Regions from separate parts of the Homo sapiens genome. Here region 1 is linked to region 2. A link is a contact called in ENCODE Hi-C or POLR2A ChIA-PET data. All regions are on one chromosome and are shown on one strand. Each heading gives the region's core, a stretch centred on a gene start or an enhancer-like site at or near the end of the contact. The rest is flanking DNA. Distances are from core to core; before and after follow the strand shown. Region 1 overlaps MYO1E (myosin IE). Region 2 overlaps MYO1E (myosin IE).

Region 1 (5,329 bases), core at 1,260-3,759, 160 kb before region 2:
CTTTAGTTACACCTATTACCTGACTCTGCAAAGACCACAGAGCTTATTTCCTTTAGAAGGATTTTGTTTGATTAATTTACACTCTTCGCTGACATTTCTCAGTTGAGTAGGAGGAAAAAAAGGAGTTTAATTTAACCATATTAGCCACATCATGGACAGGGAAATGTATGGAGGATGTTTAAGTGATTTGCCTTATTGAGTAAAGATATATCTAAGCTTAGATTTTACTTTGTCCTATAAGAACTCTGTGAGCGAGATTTTTTTTTCTTTTTTGAGATGGAGTCTTGCTCTGTTGCCTAGGCTGGAGTGCAGTGGCACGATCCCAGCTCACTGCAACCTCCACCTCCTGGGTTCAAGCGATTCTCCTGCCTCAGCCTCCCGAGTAGCTGGGATTACAGGAGCAAACCACCACGCCCGGCTAATTTTTTATACTTTTAGTAGAGACGGGGTTTCTCCATGTTGGTCAGGCTGGTTTCGAACTCTTGACCTCAAGTGATTTGTCTGCCTTGGCTGCCCAAAGTGCTGGGATTACAGGCGTGAGCCACTGTGCCCAGCCGAGCGAAATATTTTTGACTATAGTAGTCTGAATGTTCTTTTAAGTTTCATAATGTAGGCTAAAGCTCTATTTTCTGCCAAATGCGAAATTGTAGAACAGAATAAAACCATGTGCTTTATATTATACGAATTATATCTGATGAATGTTCATGTTTAGAAAAATCACAATCAAGCTCAGCAGTTGTAGATATGGATAACACAACTCCATTCCTGAGCAGAGCAGGTTTCATCATAATTGCCTGCCTTATGTTTTGTTTTCATACCTGTAGTAAACTTAGGAAACTTAAAAATTATTCAATAGAAATTTAGAGTGTGGAGCCCTGGTTTGAATCCTGGCTCTTGTCATCTTAATCAGTTCCCTCCATTTTTACATCTGTAAAACGGAAATATTCATAATAATAAAACACCTCCATAAGAATCAAATGAAATAAAGTAGAAGTGCTTTGTAAAAGATAAACAATTCAATAACTGTACAATTCAGTAACTGCAAGGAGGTATTATATAAGCATAGATTTTTTTTTTTAAAACTAGGAGTTGTCAACCCAAATGTCCATCAATGATAGACAGGATAAAGAAAACGTGGCACATATATACTGTGGAATACTATGCAGCCATAAAAAAGGATGAGTTCATGTCCTTTGCAGGGACATGGATGAAGCTGGAAACCGTCATTCTCAGCAAACCAGCCTAGGAGCAGAAAACCAAACACCGCATGTTCTCACTGACAAGTGGGAGCTGAACAATGAGAACACGTGGACCAGGGAGGGGAACATCACACACTGGGGCCTGTCAGGGGGTGGGGGGCTAGGGGAGGGGTAGGAGAATTATCTGATGTAGATGATGGGTTGATGGATGCAGCAAACCATCATGGCACGTGTATACCTATGTAACAAACCCGCACGTTCTGCAAATGTATCCCAGAACTTAAAGTATAATTAAAAAACAAAACAAAACAAAAAAAGACCAGGGGTGTACTATGTGAATTACTGGAGGTATCAGAGAATTCTCAGATGATCCAACACATGTCCAAAATTCAAGTACTATTAAAAACACATAATTTTAAAAATAAAAGTTACTTATGAAAGCCTGACTGCTAGTTTTAAAGGGACATAAATAAACCTTATTTACCTTATTTATGTATGTCCCTTTGAATCTAGGGTTTTTTCTTTTCTTTTTTTTGAGACAGCGTTTCACTCCCATCACCGAGACTGGAGTGCAGTGGCATGATCTCGGCTCACTGCAACCTCCATCTCCTGGGCTCAAGCAATTCTCCTGCCTCAGCCTCTGAGTAGCTGGGACTACAGGGCCACGCCATCGCACCCAGCTAATTTTTGTATTTTTTTTAGACATGGCGTTTTGGCATGTTGTCCAGGCTGGTCTCAAACTCCTAGCCTCAAGTGATCTGCCCGCTTCAGCCTCCCAAAATGTTGGGATTACAGGCCTGAGCTACTGCACTCGGCCTAGTTTTTTTTTAATTCCAGAAAAAGTTTCAAGATTTTTTTTTTTTTTTGCTTTTGTGTTAATATTTTGGGTGTAGTGGGAGAGGGGGTAGCACACTTGAGTTGCTGCAGGACTTGTTTTTTTGTGTGACCAGAGAGAGCCCACAGCACACAGCCGGGTTCTCATTGGAAAGGCATCAGAACAAGTGTGTGCAGACAGCACCGCTTATAGTCCGTGACACTCATTCCTCCGCATGAATCAGGGCCACACATGGCTTCAGATGATACAGGTTCTTTCCTGACATCTCAAGGGGAGTCATTTGAATGCGTCCGTGTCTCTCCCACTACCTCTCAAAATGCCGGACTAAGTTAATTGGTAAATAAATGCTCAGGCTGCTTAGCAGTGGCCTATCTCTGAGGCATGAGGTCTAATATAGTTTAAATGTAAGTCCATCGTGGCCTCCAAGTAGCTAGGAAAACAGGTGGGGGACTTCAAAGAGATCTGAGAGCAAGCCTGGCCGGGTCTCTTGTACTTTTCCAGCCCTGGCTTATGTGTGGGACAATGGTGAAAAGCAGCCCTTGAGGTAGAACCAAGTGGGTTTTTTTTTTATTCATATTCGGCACAGATTTATTGATGCAGAAAACATGCTCTCCTGATGTGGCCACAGAATCATCACTTGCTTCTTTCAAAATCCGTAAAATCTTGCATTCTGTGGTATTTGGCAGATTACATCTCATACTGTAGCAGCCTGCGCTTGCCAGCTGAAGTGTCTGAAAGTAGCTTGGAGTCGTTTTCACACTCTTTGATGCTAGTCCACCTTTTACTACATACCAAGGATAGTACATATATCCACCAAGTGGTGCCAAATCTTGTTCTTTATTCTTCTTAAATTTGAACGTCAAAATTGCACTTTAATAATAAAAATATAAAGCCATGAGCTATGCAAATAATGAATAAAGATTATTCTGAGTAGGCTTAGATGCCACAAGAATGCCCTTGTTTTTCTCTTTCACGGTTTGACCCAGTGTGGTGTGAATGTTCTCTTTGAGACAATCTTTGTGTTAAATCTTTACACTAATAAATGTGTTAGAACTTCTTCAGGGATATTCTTAGCGAGGAGGAGTTGGTGGATGTGTTTTTTGCAAATAGGCTTCCTTTGTCTGCTTGGCAATTCTCTATGAGGTTTCTGAAAGTGTGACCTGTACGTGAGACATCTAAGTGGATGGAGCAAAATGAGGGAGACATATATGCCAGTCTGATAAGTAAATCATTCTTGTAGTCAGTGTGGAAGAGTTGGCAAATTTCTCTCTGATTTCCTTCTGTTTTTGACCCTGCCAGGCTGAACCCAAAGACCCAGCATTGTGACTGGAAGGGCCTGCGAAAGAAAGCCCTTGCCAAGTGATCTCTGTATAATCGTCTTTCAGAGACTTAATAAGCTTTGGAGAATATTTGGATGAAGTTGGCAGTTTTATTGATACCATCTGATTCTACTTTGGTCCTGTAGCAGTTTCTGCCACTTTGTCACCAGTGGGGGGAATATGCTGTTACCATAATGGAAAAGGAGGACATTTGGTAGCATTTTTCTGTGTTTATGTCAGGAGTCGTCTAAAATGGTCATTTTTTTTTTTTTTTAAGAAAAACAACATATGCGTACAAAGTAGGTGTATATATTTATGGGGTACATGCAATATTTTGATACAGTCCTACAATGCATAATAATCACATCAGGATAAATGGGGTATCCATCACCTTAAGCCTTTATAATTTCTTTGTGTTACAAACATTCCAATTATACTTTTAGTTATTTTTACTTATTTATTTATTTTGAGACAGGGTCTCATTTGGTTACCCAGGCTGGAGTGCAGTGATGCAATAATCATGGTTCACTGCAGCCTTGACCTCCTGGGCTCAGGTGACCCTCCTGCTTCAGCTTCCTGAGTCGCTGGAACTACAGGCGTGTGCCACCATGCCAGGCTAATTTTTAAAGTTTTTGTACAGATGGAGTGTCACTATGTTGCCCAGCCGGGTCTCAAGCGATCCTTCCACTTTGGTCTCCCAAAACATTGCTATTACAGGTGTGAGTCATTGTGCCCCACTGACGAGAGGTTCTTCATATTTCTTTTATATCCACTGCCACAAAACTGAGTGCAATTGGTCTATTCAGTCAGGAAGTCGCTTACCTTTCATGTGCTTCCCTATTACCTGGGCATATTTCCAGGGGGTTTCAGAGGAAGAAGTAGCTCTTTCCTATGAGGATATATGCTGGTTCTGAAGTGTTTACTTAGATGCATAGTGGAAGCTCAAAAAATATTTACTGAACTCACTCTTGTGGTTTAGCTTTCAACTATAAACATAGGAATAAAGGGAGAAAAAAGCATGAAAAACTAGAAGCTGAAAGCCAGGCAGGAAGAGAATGGATCTAGAAAGAAGTAGGAAGTCCATTTGCTCAGAGGAAGGATACCCACTCACCAATGGGAAATAGGTCCAGTGTTGTGTGGTAGGGTTGTGGGTAGTAGTAGTAATTTCACAATGGGTGTGGGAGGTTGGTGAGTAGATGGACTAGATTCAAAAGTAGATACCTCGCTCTCACCTATAGCCTAGCAGTTTGGGAGGCCGAGACAGGAGGATCGCTTGAGCCCAGAAGTTTGAGATTAGCCTGGCCAACATGGCAAAACTCCATCTCTACAAAAAATACAAAAATTACCCAGGCGCGGTGGTGGAGTGCCTGTAATCCCAGCTACTCCGGGGGTTGCTGTGGTGGAGGATCACTTGAGCCTGGGAGTTCAAGGCTGCAGCCAGCCAAGATTGCACCACTGCACTCCAGCCTGGGTAACAGAGCGAGGCCCTGTCTCCAAAAAAGAAAAAGAAAAAGAAAGAAAGTAGATAGTGATGAAGCTGGATAGTTAAAACAGAAACTTGAAAAGCAAGATGTGGAACTGGGATATAGGATTTCAGAGTTTAAAAGAAATGTGACATTTCTTAGTGGATTGTCCTTCAGTTGTGTTTACTAAGCAACTGTCAGCTAGTGAGATTACTGTGTATGGCCAATCCAGATAAATAAGACGATCAAGTCTTTATGAAAAGGAAAGAAAAATTTGGAATGCACATCTCTGTCCAGCTCAATTCCTCACTCCTTTTTTAAGATGGAGAGCTGTTAGGTTTGTCTACACAGTAGGAAACACCTGATTAAATAACAGCATGGAGCCAATCTTGACAAAGAAATTGGCTGCATCCAATAGAATCCCAGGGCCGGTCGTGGTGGCTCATGCCTGTAATCCCAACACTTTGGGCGGCCGAGGTGGGAGGATCACTTGAGCTTTGGTCTCAGGGCTTT
Region 2 (6,084 bases), core at 3,365-5,864:
CTCCTACTCTGCAAAATGGAAAACCAACCTGATCAGGTTGCTGTAGGAGTAAGAGGAGATCGTACATCAAAAGCTTCAATCACAGCACCTCATGCAGAGAGAGCACCCATCCGCATTAGCCAGGAATGTTCATTATGACTGCTGTGTGCCAGGCACGGTTTAAGGCTCTGGATGTACAGCAGGAGCCACACAGATGTGGCATCCGGTCTCCTGGAGCTCTCACCTTCATCTGGGAGGCATAAATTAACCAAATAAACACCACCGTGAATATAACTACCAATTAGAGTACATGCTCTGAAGGAAAAATAGTACTTGCTATGAGAGAAACTAACAAGAGAGCAGTTTTTGATTTTTGGTCCAAGAAGGCCTGTCTGGGAGTGTCACTGAAGGTGAGACACCCAAGCGGGAGCCAGCCGAGTGATGAGTTTGGGGAGCAGCACACCAGTAGAGGGGAGAGCAGGGGCAGAGGCGCCGAGGAAGGAAAGGGCATGGTGGGCATGAAGAAGAGGCCATTCTCGAAGAAATGCAGCAAGCCAAAGTGAGAATGAAGAGGCGAGGCTGGAGAACAGCCAACGACCAGATCCCAAGGGCCTCGTGACCCAGATGCACAGAATTTCAAAGGTGAAAGTTGATACACAGTTGTCATAATAGCTGTTTAGCAGGAGCTTTATAAAACTCTTTGCATTAAGTGTTAAATGCCCTGAAGAAGTCAGGGGAGATGATTATTGAGACAAGACCGTTTGATTTTTGCCTAAAGACCACCCCTGGTGGCCTTCCACAATGCTATTTTCAGACAGTGGTAGAAAGAGTACGCAGGTTTTCACCAGGGTGTTGACGTGGGAATGCTGGGAAAGGGAAAGAAGCAGGAGGCAGCTCGGGAACGAGCATCCCAGACTCGGGATTTTTGCAGTCATCGCAGTCCACGCCTGAGCCTTCGAACGCTGGTAAACAGATGATCAGTAACTTTGCAGCACTGGGCACCTTCAGAGCAGAGCTCTTGCTGCCTTGCCCGGGTAGAAAACCAGTGCGGTCCCGCCCAAGTGTGATTCTCTTCTCCCCAATGTCCCCACAGGTATGCCATTCTGACCAAAGCCACCTGGCCTTCTTGGCAGGGAGAGGAGAAGCAAGGCGTCCTGCACCTGCTGCAGTCGGTCAACATGGACAGCGACCAGTTCCAGCTGGGGAGGAGTAAAGTGTTCATCAAAGCCCCCGAGTCTGTGAGTGCTTGGCTGGCTCTCCACTCTCTTCCCTCCCGCGGGGCCCCCGCCAGCCCTGCTCCACCCCTCAGCTGGCTTCTTTTTCTCATTCTTCGCTTCATGCCATCAATGTTGTCTCCTCAAAGAAGCCTTCCCTCCCTTCCTGGTCTAAGTGGGTCCTTCCCTAAACACCTGCTCTCCATAGCCCATCACTGCCCGGTTCATTTCCTGCAGAGCACTAAGCAGGTAGAAAAAGGGGCATCAGAGAGTGGCTCCTTCCTCGCTGACTGTCTCGCTCCTCTCTAGCTGCTACACTCCTGGAGGGCAGGGACTCTTTGTTCCATATGTGTTTATATACCCAAAGCCTCACACAGAAAATGCTCAATAGTTACTTAATCTCTAAGAGTGTCTAAGCTAAAGAGGGACTTCAGTGTCCCACCCATGGTTAGTTGACACCAAGTCAGTTACGCATAGTCTCAGGATTCCTCCTGGAAGGTGCAGCAGAGTGCCGGGTGGGAATTCCCAGGATTGTACCTAGAAGGCTGTGGGGGAGCCTAGAAAGGACTGTGAGGGGGAAAATAGGTGGGAGGAGAAATCTCTGGTTTATAGAACACAGTACTTACCAGTAAGGCATTCATAATACACATTTACAATTCACAAACAGTCTGCTACAGCTTCATTTAGAGACACTTCTTTCTTTCCTGATGAGAGTGTGGTCAGTGAGCCCCATGAATGTCCACAGGAAGTTCTGTTCAGTTCTTCTGCCCAGTTTGCTCCAGGGCTGCGGAATAAAGACATTCATTCCTTTTTAAGCTGGAGAAACTGCTGGAACCGAGGCTCAGCATCATCGTTTCTCAAGGCTCCCTTAACCATCACAAGACCTATTTCAAGAGTCAGTGATGAACTTGGCAGAAATCAGTCATCAGACCAAGGGGAAATCATATGGGAACTCACAGTAAAAAGGGAAGCATTTGACTTCAGGCAGATCCCAGTCTTGCCATTAGTTTTCTTCTCCTCTAAGGTGGGCCCCATAGCCACTGTTTCTGCCTGCCTCGTAGGATCAGCCTGAGACTCAGGAATGATAATGGCTATAACTGAATGGCTTTGTGAGACATCAAGATTATTAAATAAGCGGCACACAGAGATGGAACCCATTTATGACACGTTTGTGGTAGCATTTTTCTACTTTGAGTTATTTGTAGCTTCACAAGAATTTTCATTTCCAAATATAAAGTGAAAATGTTGTGTCATTCGCCATTAAGCAACCCACAGAACAGTTCCTGTTCTTTCTAAAATGGGATGGAGTGATTTATCGGTACAATGCAGAACTCCTTGTTTCATACCCGCTGTTACTTTTCAACTTGTGAGGTTTTCATATATAATTAAAACAGCCTCAATATTTGTAATACTTTTTTTTCTGCTTCAGTTGCGTTGGAGGGGGTTATATTCAAAATCAAGATTTATTTTTGGCTGTCCTTTTCCTTGCCTTACATTCAATTGTGTTATTACCATTATTTGACTCTCCTTTCCCCCATCTTTGACACATGCACTCACACACGCACACCATCACCTCCGCTCTCTCCCCTGCCCCAAACGCATACATCCCCATCTAGCCCTGACATGCAAATACTTTCACAAAAGTTGACTCTTAAAATCTGGCTGGGCACAGTGGCTCATGCCTCTAATCTCAATACTTTGGGAGGCTGAGTTGGGAAGATGACTTGAGGCCAGGAGTTCAAGACTGGGCAAGTCAGTTAGACCTCTTCTCTACAAAAAAATTTAAAATTAGCTGGGTGTGGTGGTACACGCCTGCTGTCCTAGCTACTCAGGAGGCTGAGGTTGGAGGATCACTTGAGCCCAGGAGTTCAAGGTTACAGTGAGCTATGATTGTACCACTGCAGTCCAGCCTGGGCAACAGATCAAGAAAGACCCTTTCTCTAAAAAAAAGAAAAAAAAAAAAAAAAGGAAAAAGAAAACCTACCATGTGGTTTCACCTTAATAGTAAATGTTCTGAATATACAAAATTACCTATTTGCTTTAAGAACCCACATCATAACCGCGCGCAGTGGCTCACGCCTGTAATCCCAGCACTTTGGGGGGCTGAGGCCGGCAGATCACGAGGTCAGGAGATCAAGACCATCCTGGCTAACACGGCGAAACCCCATCTCTACTAAAAATACAAAAAAAATTAGCCGGGCATGGTGGCGGGCGCCTGTAGTCCCAGCTACTCAGGTGGCTGAGGCAGGAGAATGGCGTGAACCCAGGAGGCAGAGCTTGCAGTGGGCCGAGATCGCGCCACTGCACTCCAGCCTGGGTGACAGAGCAAGACTCTGCCTCGGAAAACAACAACAACAACAACAAAACCCACATCAGACACCATAGGGTTTGTTTTTGTTTTGTTAAATGTATCCATGTCTTTTGGCTTTTCTCATTTAAGGTTGTTTTGTGTGTTTTCCTGTTGTTGTTTTTTGGTTTGGTTTGGTTTTTATTCTCTCCTTATCTGTGTTATCAAGGTTTTTTCTTGAACCTCCCTAATTTCTAACCCCCTGGGCTTTTAAAAAGAAATCTAAAATCCAGCGAATCTTTGAGATAGTCTCTAGGAAGTTGGGAATCGTTTGCCTGTTCATCCTTTCTCTGAGTCACAAGTGTATTTTCTGTGATACGCCCAAAATAGTTCTGGGAAAGAAGAAGGAAACAAGACTTACTCAGAAACCCAATACACAAGATAAGAAATATCAATGGATATTCTTACAACAGGCAACTGCAGGGCTCAGATTTTAAACATTCTGTCCAGTTGCTAATCTGTGCATTCCACTTGGGGTTTAGAAATCTGTCCTTATGCCTATTGTTTACAGCACTGAAGCCAGGGGAATTACGTGGTCCCTCCCCTGGTGTTTGGAGTTTGAGTTGTTGTTTCTGCACAGATGGATCTGTGAGGAGAGAAGTTGAGTGGCAGGAGAGGATAGGTCTGTCTCCCAAGCATGCACCCGGATAAACAGAGACAACAAATCAAGCCCAGCTGCCTTCAAACCACATTGGCTTGTTTACTTCTGGAACATTTTTGCAATGACTGTTCATCATCTTTACTTTGGATTTTTATTGGTTGATTTTATTTTTTTCCTAGAGAGTCATGTAAGCCACTCTCAAGGTAAATGAGAAGGTTTCCTACTATTTTACAAGTGGATCAAGTGCAGATTTACAGAGAAAGCTTTGCGTGTCTAAATGAGGAGGAGCCTGGCAGAGCCTGAAAGACCTAGGTTCACTTTCTAGCCCCACCCAGTCTTAGTTCCAATGTTCTCATCTGTAAAATAGAGATGACAGAGTATGCGGCTCATGTAGCTGTGGAGGCGTTGAATGAAACTGTGTGGAAATCATCTAGGGTGACTTCTGCCCCATAGTGGGCACTCGGCTCACTACAGCTGTTTGCTGTCACCTTTATCATTCCAAGGCCTGGTTGAGGCGCAGCTGTCAGCATTCATTGGTAAAATGGCCGGACTCTCAAGACCTGCTAGAGGCTGATGTGGTCCCTAAACAGCCCCAGCCTTTCTGGGCAAATGCAAGTCCTCATTAACACACCTCACGTCCAGCTCCAGTCACTGTGGTTATTATCCTCTGCTCCGCTGGTCCTTGGTGAATCCTGAGATTGGTGAATCCTGAGACAGGAAGTCTATATTTTCTTGGAACTGAAAGTAGGGCAGCCCTCCTTCCACAGCAGCACAAGCCCAGCTCCTGCAGAAACTGGAAAATTCTGTTTAGAGGCTGCATGCAGAAGTGCCGCGCCAAACAACAGCAACAGCCTCCACCCACTCACTTGATCTGACTTCCTAATAATACACTCTTTGGATCAAGGTGGGGAATAAGTGGAGAAGCATTGAATCGCTCATTCGATTCTCACAGAGACTGTAGCAAGGCAGGACAAGGTCTAACTGAATACACTCAGATTCTCCTATTTCCCATTGTTTTCCATTAAAAGAAAAAAAGGTATAGGTCATTTTATAGTGAGAATAAACAACATGCCACAGTAAGCGTTTCACATATTCGTTCATGAATCAGAGAAGCTGCTTCCCGTGTGTGTCATTGTCTAAACTGAGGGTCCCTGGAATAACAAGAAAAGTGTTGTTCAGGGATTGGGGCTTGGGGCTTGGCTCACATTTGTCTTCTCTCCATTCACAGCTATTTCTTTTAGAAGAGATGAGAGAGAGAAAGTATGATGGGTATGCTCGAGTGATACAGAAATCATGGAGGAAATTCGTGGCCCGGAAGAAATACGTTCAAATGAGAGAAGAAGGTATTTTAGCAATTTTGTTTCATTGATTTTAATAAATCTGAAGAGTAAATTGGAGCTTAAGTGAAGTTTTAAGTTCCATTTTATTTTGCATATAATGTCACGCTAAAAATATTGCATCATTTAGAGTTTCTTTGTATATTTCCACAGTATTTTCCTCCCTTTTCTGACTGACTTATCCTTCTTCCATCTTGACCCTCTTGGGAATTGTAGCCTCAGACCTCTTATTGAACAAGAAGGAGAGAAGGAGAAACAGTATTAACAGGAACTTTATAGGGGATTATATTGGGATGGAAGAGCACCCAGAACTCCAGCAGTTCGTGGGCAAGAGGGAGAAGATTGATTTCGCAGACACAGTCACCAAGTATGACAGGAGGTTCAAGGTACGTGCTAACTGCCTGCCTCTGAGATCACCAAACAGATTCCTTATTTTTTTAATAACTTGTTATTTTGCTTTTGTTGTTACCAAATCAGAATGTGTTCGTTGTAGAAAAATTTAGAGAAAATACAGTAAACCAAAAGATAAACAGGCACCTATGCCCAGAAACATTCACTGTTAACATTCTGTGTATATCCATATCTTTCAGAATGTTTTTATGAAAA

What was found. Hi-C counts contacts between places; a loop is a spot of excess contacts on that map. ChIA-PET counts read pairs that join two places held with the same protein, here RNA polymerase II (POLR2A). Pooled maps may share reads with other maps.
Region 1: a pooled map shows a loop between it and region 2 (2.1-fold over the local background). The contact joins two enhancer-like sites. A Hi-C loop is called at or near these places in 2 of 50 pooled maps. POLR2A ChIA-PET finds 5 or more read pairs at or near these places in 6 of 52 experiments (H1, HEK293T, MCF 10A and 3 more).

Annotation. Positions count from the first base shown.
Region 1 is chr15:59,332,776-59,338,104 of GRCh38, reverse strand. All of the region lies in intron 1 of MYO1E (myosin IE), which reads left to right. Among named protein-coding and RNA genes, the nearest start is that of MYO1E, 37 kb to the left of the region's middle. RefSeq lists an enhancer at 2,458-2,527. Within about 2 kb of position 2,509, at least 3 of the 41 ENCODE cell types and tissues checked have a DNase peak (open chromatin) inside an H3K27ac peak, as active enhancers do.
Region 2 is chr15:59,173,526-59,179,609 of GRCh38, reverse strand. MYO1E (myosin IE) reads left to right here. Exons shown (of 28, transcript NM_004998.4): 19 at 1,073-1,217; 20 at 5,370-5,484; 21 at 5,695-5,864. Among named protein-coding and RNA genes, the nearest start is that of MIR2116, 5.3 kb to the right of the region's middle. Within about 2 kb of position 4,614, at least 17 of the 41 ENCODE cell types and tissues checked have a DNase peak (open chromatin) inside an H3K27ac peak, as active enhancers do.